2 separate regions of the Homo sapiens genome follow, and region 2 is linked to region 1. A link is an interaction called in ENCODE POLR2A ChIA-PET data of the cell type or tissue named here. Cell type or tissue: Panc1. All regions are shown on one strand. Each heading gives the region's core, and the rest is flanking DNA. Links, peaks and the distances in the headings are about the cores only.

Region 1 (5,775 bases), core at 230-5,229:
AATGTGTATACATTTAACATGGGAGTACCTCCCTTTTGCCTGCCAAGTTTCAACTTTAAAATCAGTGGCGGTGCCGATTCCCAGCGGAGGAAAGTGAGGAGGAATGGAGAGGGCAGGCACCTGGGGAAAAGGAGAGCAGCAGATTCCAGGCAGTGAGGGAGACGGAGGGCTGCCAGTGTCCAACACTAACAAAATGCAGACCATCTATGTAATTTTAAAAGTTTCTAAAAGCCACGTTAAAAGATAGAAGAGGAGGCCTGGTGCGGTGGCTCACGCCTATAATCCCAACGCTTTGGGAGGCCAAGGCGGGTGGATCACCTGACGTCAGGAGTTCGAGACCAGCCTGGCCAACATGGTAAAACCCTGTCTCTACTAAAAATACAAAAATTAGCTGGGCATGGTGGTGCATGCCTGTAATCCCAGCTACTCGGGAGGCTGAGGCAGGAGAATCGCTTGAATCCGGGAGGTGGAGTGAGCCGAGATCGCCCACTGCACTCCAGCTTGGATGACAAAGTGAGATTCTGTCTCAAAAAAATAAAAAATAAAAATTTTAAAAAAAGGACATTTTTTTACTATTTTTTGAGATAGGGTGTCGATCTGTCGCCCAGGCTGGAGTGCAGTGGTGGGATCATGGCTCACCGCAGCCTCAGCCTCCTGGGCTCAAATGATTCTCCCACCTCCACCTCCCAAGTAGCTGGGACCACAGGTGCACACCACCGTGCCTGGCTAATTTTTTTAATTTATTTTTTGTAGAGACGGGAGTCTCACTATGTTGCCCAGGCTGGTCTCGAACTCCTGGGCTGAAGGGATCCTCCTGCCTCGGTCTCCAAAAGTGGTGGGATTACAGGAGTGAGCCACACAGCACCTGGCCTCAATATTATTATGTAATCCAACATATGCATACAGAATATTTCAACATGTAGTAGTCAATGTAAAGTTATTAACGAAATACTGTACCTTCTGTCCTCCAGCCCCTACACGCACACTTTTTTTTTTTTTTTTTTGAGATGGAGTCTCGCTCTGTTGCCCAGGCTGGAGTGCAATGGCGCGATCTCGGCTCACTGCAACCTCTGCCTCCTGGGTTCAAGCGATTCTCTTGCCTCAGCCTCCCGAGTAGCTGGGATTACAGGCGCGCGCCACCAGGCCCTGTTAATTTTTGTATTTTTAGTAGAGACGGGAGGTGAGGGGGTTTCACCATGTTGATCAGGCTGGTCTCGAACTCCTGACCTCGTGATCCGCCCGCCTCGGCCTTCCAAAGTGCTGGGATTACAGGCGTGAGCCACCGCACTCGGCCCCGCACACTCAGTCTTAGAAGTTTGATGTGCATTGCGCACTCACAGCCCGTCTCAGGTGGACTGGCCATATTTCAAGTGCTCAGGAGCCTCGGTGGCGGGTCGAGTCGGGAGGCAAACCCAGCTGCTGCCTTCGGAGTGAAGCAGCGCCCAGGGTATTTCCACAGCTGTGTAACAGCTGCGAGGTCTCCTGAGCCGACCAGAGCATCTGAGAAGCACCAGAGAAGGGGCAGCGTCACAGGATTTGGCAACCCGTGGGAAAGGAAGGAAGAGATCGCACAGGGCAAAGGGCCGCTCCCTGAAGGCCTTAGCGGGGAGTACCTTTCCTGCGGCCGCTCCACGCATGAGCAGCGTCTTCCTGGGGCCTGGGAGCCGGCAGGTCCCCGGGGCCCAGGTCCCGCCCCTCCCGCCCGTCTCTCCAGCCCCATTCTCCTAACCACCCGCCCTGTGCTCGTATCCCCTCCGAGGCTTCCTCGCACTGTGCGCACGATTCCCATGCCCAGGCCCTGCCGCCATGCCTCGGTGAGTGTCTCGCGTGACCTCGCGGAGCGCGTCGGACCGGGCCGGCTATCCCACACCGAGCCCACCGCCGACCCTAGGCGGCCAACCCCACCTTCCACGGCCGCCGCCGCACGCTTGACACGCGCGCCGGAAATTGCGTCACCCCAACTTCCGGTCCGGGGGCCGGGGGGCGTGCCAGTTGGGTACGCGGTCCAGTCAGAATGCAACACGAGGGGTTTCGGAAGCGCAGCCGCAGCTCCGCCCCTAAACTGGGAACTCCTCCCCACTGCCACGTTCGACGAAGGAACGCGCAGAGTGCGCGCATCCCTTGGCCAATCAGGAGGCGCAGAGTCCGTGCTACCGAAAGGGGCAGCCATTCCAGACCCGTGGAAGGTGCAGGCGAAAGCCACCAATTAGAAGCCAAGGCAGAAAAAGTTCTTGTCGGGAGCCAATGAGAGGCTAAGAAAGACAGCGAGCGCGAGGTCCTCGGCCAATCCCGAACGAAGGCCAGGGAGCACTCAGGAGCGTTTCCGAATCCGGGGCCAGGCCTGGTGTGAGTGTCCAATCCGAGAGCGGCAAAGACGAGCCTCGAAGTCCGCCGGCCAATCGAAGGCGGGCCCCAGCGGCGCGTGCGCGCCGCGGCCAGCGCGCGCGGGCGGGGGGGCAGGCGCGCCCCGGACCCAGGATTTATAAAGGCGAGGCCGGGACCGGCGCGCGCTCTCGTCGCCCCCGCTGTCCCGGCGGCGCCAACCGAAGCGCCCCGCCTGATCCGTGTCCGACATGCTGCGCCGCGCTCTGCTGTGCCTGGCCGTGGCCGCCCTGGTGCGCGCCGACGCCCCCGAGGAGGAGGACCACGTCCTGGTGCTGCGGAAAAGCAACTTCGCGGAGGCGCTGGCGGCCCACAAGTACCTGCTGGTGGAGTTCTGTGAGCGCCGGGCCTGGCGGGCGGGCGGGGCTCGGGGCCGCTGAGCCAGGCTCTTGGGACGCAGGCACGGCCCGGCAGCCCCCGGGGTCGGGACCCCCGGCGCGCCCGGAACTGAAGGGCTCCCTTGCTGCCCGCCTTGGGGGCCATGTCAGGGGCTCCCTGGGGGTGAGAGCCGGGCTGGGAGCCGGGGGGCCGTCCCGATGCCCGCCCTGCGCACGGCAGGATCTTCCTGTTAGTGCGAGAAGAACAGGATCGACCTGTGTGAGCAAACAGAGCAAGCCAGTGTCCAGCCTTGCCGAGTCCTCCCCGGGGGCCGACCCGGAAGGCGCCCCGCTCCTGCCCACCCCACCTTCAGCTTGCCACAGCAGTCCTTCCGATGGTGTCTCAGAGGAGAATCCCAAGCCTTCCTCACGTCCATAAGGATTTGAGCTCTGTCCCTGGGGTGGGAACCTTGTGCCTGACACAGCTGCTAACTCTATTGACAGATCGTCTTATTCTCACCCTAAGCAACTCAGGGTCTGTGTGCACGGATGTGCATCTCATACTCACAGCTAGTGCTGGTACAGGCCGCCACGGTCACTTCTTCACTTTTGTCTGTAGTCTTAAAGGGAAAGTCTAGGGGAGATCCTTGCCTTAGTTGCCTGTGGGGAATAAGAAGTCAGCAACCATTGAAAGGTTTGTCTGGCTGTGCTGATGGTGACATAGCAGAGTGGGGGCTGGTGTTGGTTGGTGGTAGTTTGTCGTTCACGGCCTCTGTCCTGATATTGCCCAAGAACACCAGGCTATCAGCTCAGCCTTGTGCGTTAGGAGGGGTTATCTTGGTGAGTAGATAAGGTTTTTATGAAGGGAAATGCCAGAGGAAAAAGGGAAGCACTGCTGAGGGATCAAGGCTGCTTTAGGGATCAAGGCTGCTTTCTAGCATCTCATTTCCGCTTCCAGATGCCCCTTGGTGTGGCCACTGCAAGGCTCTGGCCCCTGAGTATGCCAAAGCCGCTGGGAAGCTGAAGGCAGAAGGTTCCGAGATCAGGTTGGCCAAGGTGGACGCCACGGAGGAGTCTGACCTGGCCCAGCAGTACGGCGTGCGCGGCTATCCCACCATCAAGTTCTTCAGGAATGGAGACACGGCTTCCCCCAAGGAATATACAGGTGTGGCTGTGGCACTGCCCTTGAACTGTCTTTAGAGAGGGACTGGCCTGCCGACTTGGAAGGGCAGGGGCAGCTGTCTGAGCGGTGGGGAGGCCGGGTTCCAGAGGCTTGGAGGGATCCCGTTCCTCAGGCCGGGTTCTCTGTCCACTTGTGCCCTGAGGGTCTTGTGAGGAGTTTTCATCCTGGAAGAACCTTCGAATGGAGAACCTGTCTTGTCTGGTGCCATCCTGGGGGCGGCTGGCTGAGGTCTGTTTGGAGACTGACCAGCGAGGAGAGGGAGACTGGTGCCTTTCTGGCCACATGGGCTGTTTGTGCTGCCCCCTGTTCCTAGGAGCAGCAGCATGGCTGTAGCTCTCGGGGTGACACCTGCTAGCTGTCGTGTGTAGCGTGCCAGCTGCCGCGTCACGTGCTTGCGTGATTTCTCCTCGCATCCTCTCTGTGAGGCGGGCTTTTCCCAGACAAAGGGCTGAGGCTTAGAGCAGCTGAGTAACAGCATCGAGCCTGTCGGTAGCAGACCTCGAATCCAAGCCCGCCCTGCTCCGTCTGTAGCACGGGCCCTCAGCTGCTCGTCTGCCGCCTCTGAAGCTGCCGTAGTGGAGGCCGAGCCCCTGTGTAGCCAGATCAGTGACGGTGGCAAAAGAAAACTCGTCTATAAAACCGGTTCTGTGGCATGTCAGATGCTCATGGTGGGTAGCCCGAAAGCAGCTCATTCCAGTGTTAGCAGGGTTCTCCCCTTAAGCAGGTGTGCCCTGTCCTGTTCTAGTGGCAGCAACTCCGTGGTTGCCTCTCACTTGGCTGTTTTGATGTTTCCTTTTGTCCCCTTAAGCAGGTGTGCCCTGTCCTGTTCTAGTGGCAGCAGCTCTGTGGTTGCCTCTCACTTGGCTGTTTTGATGTTTCCTTTTTTTTTTTTTTTTTTTTTTTTTGAGACAGTCTCGCTCTGTCGTGCAGTGGTGCGATCTCTGCTCACTGCAACCTCTGCCTCCCGGGTACAAGTGATTCTCCTGCCTCAGCCTCTTGAGTAGCTGGGGCTACAGGTGTGCACCACCACGCCTGGCTAATTTTTGTATTTTTAGTAGAGACGGGGTTTCACCATGTTGGCCAGGATGGTCTCGATCGTGACCTCGTGATCCACCCGTCTCGGCCTCCTAGAGTGCTAGGATTACAGGCGTGATTGATGTTCTCATTTTTTACTCATGTTCACTTTTGGAACGGGAAGTGCTCTGTCCAAAGTCACCGTGGTTCTGTCACTAACACTCAGGTTTGCAGATGAGATGAGCACTCCTAAATCCACTTGTCACTGGTGACCGTCTTGTTAGCACTGGTGGAATCCTTCTACATCTGAATGGGGTTTTCCCGATTCGGACCAGGGAGTCAAGTTCTAGGAGGGAAAAAGGAGAGGCATCATTCCTTAGCCTCAGTCTCCCAGGAGGAGGAAGTTTCTTTCCTGTCAGTTGACCGCCTTTGGTGGCATAAAAGTGTGTCATCTTCTTCCTGGTCTGGGAGGCATGGAGGGTGGGCCATTGGCGAGAACTCCCGAAACGCCTGGGATAAGTTAGGAGGCGCGGGAGTCAGGTGGGCGGGGCGTCAGCCTGTTCCCAGAGGTAGAAAACTGGCACTGAGTTTTGAGTTACTGTCCACCTCTCTAAAATGAGGCCTGCTGTCAGACTCCTGGGTGAGAACATGTGTTTGATGGATGTACATGTCAAAGAAAATTTAGATAACGCAGAGGACAGGCTGGGTGCGGTGGCTCATGCCTGTAATCCCAGCACTTTGGGAGGCTGAGACGGGTGGATCACCTGAGGTCAGGAGTTCGAGGCCAGCATGGCCAATATGGTGAAACCCCCGTCTCTACTAAAAATACAAAAATTAGCCGGGCGTGGTGGTGCACGTCTGTAATCCCAGCTACTTGGG
Region 2 (5,775 bases), core at 539-5,538, 210 kb before region 1:
TTGGGAGGCTGAGGCAGGAGGATCTCTTGAACCCAGGAGTTGGAGGTTGTAGTGAGCCAAGACTGCGCCATTGCACTCCAGCCTGGGCAACAAGAGGGAAACTCCATCTCAAAAAGATAAATAAAATAAAAAAATAAGGTATATTGAATGTAAAGAGCATATAGTTGGATCTTGTTTATTTCTTAACCCACTCCGAAAATCTTGGCCTTTTACTTGGAGTGTTCATTACCGTTTAATGGTATTATTGATACAGTTAGATTTACATATGCCACTAGTTTTTTTTCTTTGTTTAGTTTTTGTTTTGTTTTGTTTGAGGCAGAGTCTTGCTCTGTCACCCTGACTGGAGTGTAGTGGTGCTATCTCAGCTCACTGCAACCTCCCCCTCCTGGGTTCAAGCGATTCTCCTGCCTCAGCCTCCCCAGTAGCTGGGGTTACAGGCTCACGCCACCACATCCGGCTAATTTTTGTACTTTTAGTAGAGATGGGGTTTCTACTAAATTAGCCCTATGCCTGGCTAATTTCTGTATTTTTACAAAAATTATGTATTTCGTATGTATTTTTTTATTTCTCTGTTCTGCTATTGCCTTTGTTGTGTTAAATGGATATTTTCCACTGTACCATTTTAATTTCTTTTATATATAATATAATGTATTTTCTTTTTTTTTTTTTTTTTTGAGACAGAGTCTCGCTCTGTCATCCAGGCTGGAGTGCAGTGGCGCAGTCTCCGCTCACTGCAAGCTCAGCCTCCCAGGTTCCCGCCATTCTCCTGCCTCCGCCTCTCAAGTAGCTGGGACTACAGGGGACCGCCACCACGCCTGGCTAATTGTTTTGTATTTTTAGTAGAGACGGCGTTTCATCATGTTAGCCAAGATGGTCTTGATCTCCTGACCTCATGATCCGCCCGTCTCGGCCTCCCAAAGTGCTGGGATTACAGGCGTGAGCCACCGTGCCTGGCCTATATAATGTATTTATTTTCTTATGATTACTATGGGGATTTCAACAAGCATCGTAATTTATCACAATCTTCTTCAGATTAATACTTAATTCCAGTAAAACACAGAAACTTTGCTCCAATATAATTCCCTTCCCTCTTCCTTTTTGCTGCATTTTTCATATAATTATATGTCTCTATATATTATAACCTCTTTATAGTTACAAGTTATACACCATAAGTTATATTTTTATTATTTATTTATTTATGTTGAGACGGAGTCTCGCTCTGTCGCCCAGGCTGGAGTGCAGTGGTGCCATCTCGGCTCACTGCAAGCTCCGCCTCCTGGGTTCATGCCATTCTCCTGCCTCAGCCTCCCGAGTAGCTGGGACTATAGGCGCCCGCCACCATGCCCGGCTAATTTTTTTCGTATTTTTAGTGGAGACGGGGTTTCACCATGTTAGCCAGGATGGTCCCGATCTCCTGACCTCATGATCCGCCCGTCTCGGCCTCCCAAAGTGCTGAGATTACAGGCATGAGCCGCCGCGCCCGGCTAAAAGGCAAAAGATTCATATGATCTGGGCTGGGCGTGGTGGCTCATGCCTGTAATCCCAGCATTTTAGGAGGTCGAGATGGGCAGATCATGAGGTCAGGAGATCGAAACCATCCTGGCTAATGGTGAAACCCCATCTCTACTAAAAATACAAAAAATTAGCCGGGTGTGGTGGCGGGCACCTGTAGTCCCAGCTACTCGGGAGGCTGAGGCAGGAGAATCGCTTGAACCTGGGAGGTGGAGCTTGCAGTGAGCAGAGATCGTGCCACCGCCCTCCAGCCTGGGTGACAGAGCGAGACTCTGTCTTAAAAAAAAAATCTTTTACCTTTTACAATTACTGGTTCGATACTGTGCTTAAATATTCTGAACCAGTAGGGCCTCCAGCCTCTGCTGATGGCGCTGTGTGTGGGTTGTGGCTGCATTTGGAATTCAGGTAGTTTTTACAATTTGGACTTGGCTTTTACTTTTTGCTTGTACAAAGCCTCACGTTCAGCCAGGGCGGTGGACAGCTGGGGCCCTCGCCTGTCTTTCCTTAGTGTGCACCCAACCTTGCAGTCCACCAGGGACATCTGGCCACCTCTGAAGACCACCAAGGCTGTTCTATCTGTGAATGCAGAAAATCTGAGACAGGTCTCAGTTAATTTAGAAGGTTTATTTTGCCAAGGTTGAGGACATGCCCATGGCACAGCCTCAGGAGGTCCTGACAACATGTGCCTGAGGTGGTTGGGGCACAGCTTGGTTTTATACATTTTAGGGAGACATGAGACATCAATCAATATATGTAAGATGAACATAGCGGCTAGCTGCGGTGGCTCACGCCTGTAATCCCAGCACTTTGGGAGGCCAGCGGATCACCTGATGTCAGGAGTTCGAGACCAGCCTGGCCAACATGGTGAAACCCCCATCTCTACTAAAAATACTAAAATTAGCTGGGTGTGTTGGTGGGTGCCTGTAATCCCAGTTATTTGGGAAGCTGAGGGAGGAGAATCGCTTGAACCTGGGAGATGGAGGTTGCAGTGAGCCGAGATCACGCCACCGCACTCCAGCCTGGGTCAGAAAGCGACTCCGTCTCAAAAAAAAAAATTGGTTCAGTCTGGAAAGGCGGGACAATTTAAAGCAAAAGCCATCGGGGAGGGAGCTTCCTGGTCACAGATAGGTGATACACAAACGGTTACATTGTTTTGAGTTTCTGATTAGCCTTTTTTTTTTTTCTTTTCCTTTTTGATCAGTCTTGCTCTGTCGCCAGGCTGGAGTACAATGGCTTGATCTCGGCTCACTGCAACCTCCGCCTCCCAGGTTCAAGCGATTCTCCTGCCTCAGCCTCCCGAGTAGCTGGGACTACAGGGGCGCACCACCACACCTGGCTAATTTTGTATTTTCAGTAGAGACAGGGTTTCACCGTGTTGGCCAGGCTGGTCTCGAACTCCTGGTCTCAATGTGCGCCACCGCGCCCAGCCTTCTGATGAGCCTTTTCAAAGGAGTCAGTCAGATATCCATCTATCTCAGCGAGCAGAGGGTGACTCTGAATAGAGCGGGAGGCAGGTTTGCCCTGAGCAGCTTCCAGCCTGAGTTTTCCTTAGTGATTCCGGGGGCCCAAGAGATTTCACATGTTTTAGGTACTGAATGTCCTGGTTCAACTTCGGGCTTCGCTCTCAGATATGGAAAGCTCTGACAAAGCTGCTTTTTACATCTGTTGGGTCTCAAATGCCTTCAGTTTAAAATAACCTTCACATCCACTCTGGGGTTCCCAGTGGGTCCCCACAGCTCGAAATAACCCAAGGAGGGTCCACGGCGGGTAGGAAAGTCGATCGAAGGCTGGCGGCTGCGGAAACCCAGGGCGGGCAAGGAAGGTCCCTGGAGGGTGATTTTCCGCAACGCAGCGGCGGAAAGTGAGTGGCTTTCAGAGGCGGCAGGTGAGTGGGTTCGAGGCAGGGCTCTGGGGCCGCTTTAGGATATAACGGGATGAAGCCCCCAATGCGAACTTGGGGGCTGGGCAGCGCAGGGCCTCAGCGCCCACGGTCTACCCGCGGCCCGGGCCTTATGTGCGCCTCAGCGAGGCCCAATTTCCACATGCCTCGTTTCCAGCGAGCTGTCGGTGAGTCCCGGCGAGCCCCGACCCCTCTCTAGCCACGGCCTGACGGGTACGGTGGTGACCTCAGCCTCTGACCTCCGACCCCGCGCCGCGACCTCTCGTCGCCGGTCCCCTCGGAGCCGGGCGCGGTTTCCGGGGAACGCGTTTCCCGCCGCACCGTGGGCCGCCCGGACCGCGCAGGACCGGGCACCTTCCGGTGGCGGCGCGGAGCCTTGGGCCCGGCTGCGGCCCGGCGGCGGCCCCGGCGCGGTGCGGGCGTTCGCGGCGCCCCGGGAGCTGCAGGGGCCCCGGGCGGCGGCGAGGCCGGAGAGGGGCGGGCCCGGGACACCGGCACCCGGCGCCCTCGGAGCCAAAGGCGCGCGGCGGACACGGCGGGGCCCTCGCGCGGTGAGGACGCGGAGGCGTGTGGGCTCCTGTCACTTCACACAGCAAACGCTGCCCGCCGCGTGGCTCCGGAGGAGTCTCGCGAGGGGCGCCCCTGTGGCGTTTCGGGCCAGCCGGGCCGCCTGGCCGGGTGCGGAGAAGGAAGCTCTGCCCTTCCCCTGGCCCGGCGCGGAGCCGATTCTCCCGGGAAGGGGCCGGGGGTCCTAACTTCACCGCCGGGCGGCCTGCTCAGGGCCAGGCCCGCGGGGACGCTGGCGTCAAGGTTTCTTCCCCCTTCACGCCAGTCCCCTACCAGGCCGACATCGAGTCCCGCTCCCCAGGGAGGGTCAAGTCCCAGGGGTCCAGCGGCTCCCCCGAGGTCCGCTAGGAGGTGGCGGCACTGGAGTGGCCGTTCTCCAGCCTGCACCGACCCCCGCCTTTAGTGCCCCCGCGTGTGACCCAACGGTGGTACTGGAGCGGCCTTAGAAGGGTGACCGCTGCCTCTGAGTTGAGTCTTAAGCCCCTCGTTGGGCCTGGCTGAACCCCGGGTCTGCGCCTTTCCCCCAGCCTGGAGACGATGCCAAAGCTGCAGGGCTTCGAGTTCTGGAGCCGCACCCTGCGAGGGGCCCGCCACGTCGTGGCCCCCATGGTGGACCAGAGCGAGCTGGCCTGGAGGCTGCTGAGCCGGCGCCACGGGGCACAGCTCTGCTACACGCCCATGCTGCATGCCCAGGTCTTTGTCCGCGACGCCAACTACCGGAAGGAGAACCTGTACTGCGAGGTGTGCCCCGAGGACCGGCCCCTCATCGTGCAGGTGCGCAGGAGGGGCTGTGGCCGCGGCCGCGGTTGGGTTCCCGGTCCTGGAATGCCTGGGGAAAAACCCTTCTCTCTGTGGCGGGACATCACTTTCAGCCTTTCCAGAGACAGCTCAATTCCAGGAGGAGAGGGAGAAGGTGGCACCAGGCATGTAGAGTCCACGTAGCCACAGCAGTGATTCCTGTGGTGGAGCCAGGGCTGCCAGGTGCACCTGCCAGAATCCAACCCCATTCTCTAGGAGTGGCTCAGGCAGCCTGGGTGCTGTGAGGTTTGCAGCCCTGCTGGGGCCTCTGGATTGCTGCCTCTCACACTCACACTCCCTCTTCAGAACCAGTGGAGATGGCTCTGCTCTTCAGAAGTCAGTGATTGTGGCTTCTGCCACAGTTCAGAAGAAAATCTGTAAATCCGGGTGGCTTGGGGACTCCTCCCGGCTTTGTCATATTGTAAGCCTCCGCAGGACAGAGCACCCTCCTGCAGTGAACCTGGGCCCACACCCTCATGGGGTCACACTGGACCTCTCGTAGGGCTGGGCAGCAAGGGACTAGGGCCTGGCTGGGCCCGTGGCTGACTCCTGCATCTTCTCCAGTTCTGTGCCAATGACCCGGAGGTGTTTGTTCAGGCGGCTCTCCTGGCTCAGGATTACTGTGACGCCATTGACCTGAACTTGGGCTGCCCACAGATGATAGCCAAGAGAGGTGAGCTCCATGTGGAGCATGGGGGCACCTGGGGCAGGGGCCAGAGCCAGCTCAGTGCAGCCCCAGGTGTGGTGAGCTTGGAGGACGGCAGGCCCTGCCTCTGTCGTGACAGTGGCTCAGGCTGGAGCCAGCTGTCCTCTGTGCTCCGCCTCTGGAGGGTGGCTGTCCTCAGGCCTTGGGGGCTAGGGGCCGAGCCCTACTGGCTCTCTCTTCCCTCAGGGAGCTCCCTCTGCATAAACATGATTGCTGATACAGGGTCCCCATTACCCCCTTGCACTGCTGTGTGTGGGGCTGAGCCTGCTACCTCACCGGGCCCCTGAGGAGG

What was found. ChIA-PET counts read pairs that join two places held together with the same protein. Peaks named below come from ENCODE experiments on the same cell type or tissue, not always from the same donor. Only the 100,000 strongest peaks of a DNase experiment are listed, where the experiment ranks them.
Region 2: POLR2A ChIA-PET joins it to region 1 with 22 read pairs; 3 of 35 experiments call an interaction of 5 or more read pairs at or near these places.

The regions. Positions count from the first base shown.
Region 1 is chr17:81,857,270-81,863,044 of GRCh38, reverse strand. It overlaps P4HB (prolyl 4-hydroxylase subunit beta), which reads left to right and starts at 2,510. Exons shown (of 11, transcript NM_000918.4): 1 at 2,510-2,718; 2 at 3,658-3,864. The coding sequence starts at 2,574. LOC124904086 (a long non-coding RNA gene) reads right to left here and starts at 1,935. Exons shown (of 2, transcript XR_007065950.1): 1 at 1,906-1,935. RefSeq lists silencers at 2,390-2,609, 2,820-2,919. In Panc1, for the core only: no CTCF peak of the experiment used is centred there; a DNase peak (open chromatin) is centred at 2,164; H3K4me3 peaks cover 3,941 bases; H3K27ac peaks cover 3,306 bases.
Region 2 is chr17:82,063,801-82,069,575 of GRCh38, reverse strand. DUS1L (dihydrouridine synthase 1 like) reads left to right here and starts at 3,772. Exons shown (of 14, transcript NM_022156.5): 1 at 3,772-3,963; 2 at 4,507-4,753; 3 at 5,342-5,450. The coding sequence starts at 4,517. RefSeq lists silencers at 3,701-3,760, 3,771-3,840, 4,131-4,180 and an enhancer at 4,404-5,132. In Panc1, for the core only: no CTCF peak of the experiment used is centred there; no DNase peak of the experiment used is centred there; H3K4me3 peaks cover 2,079 bases; H3K27ac peaks cover 2,161 bases.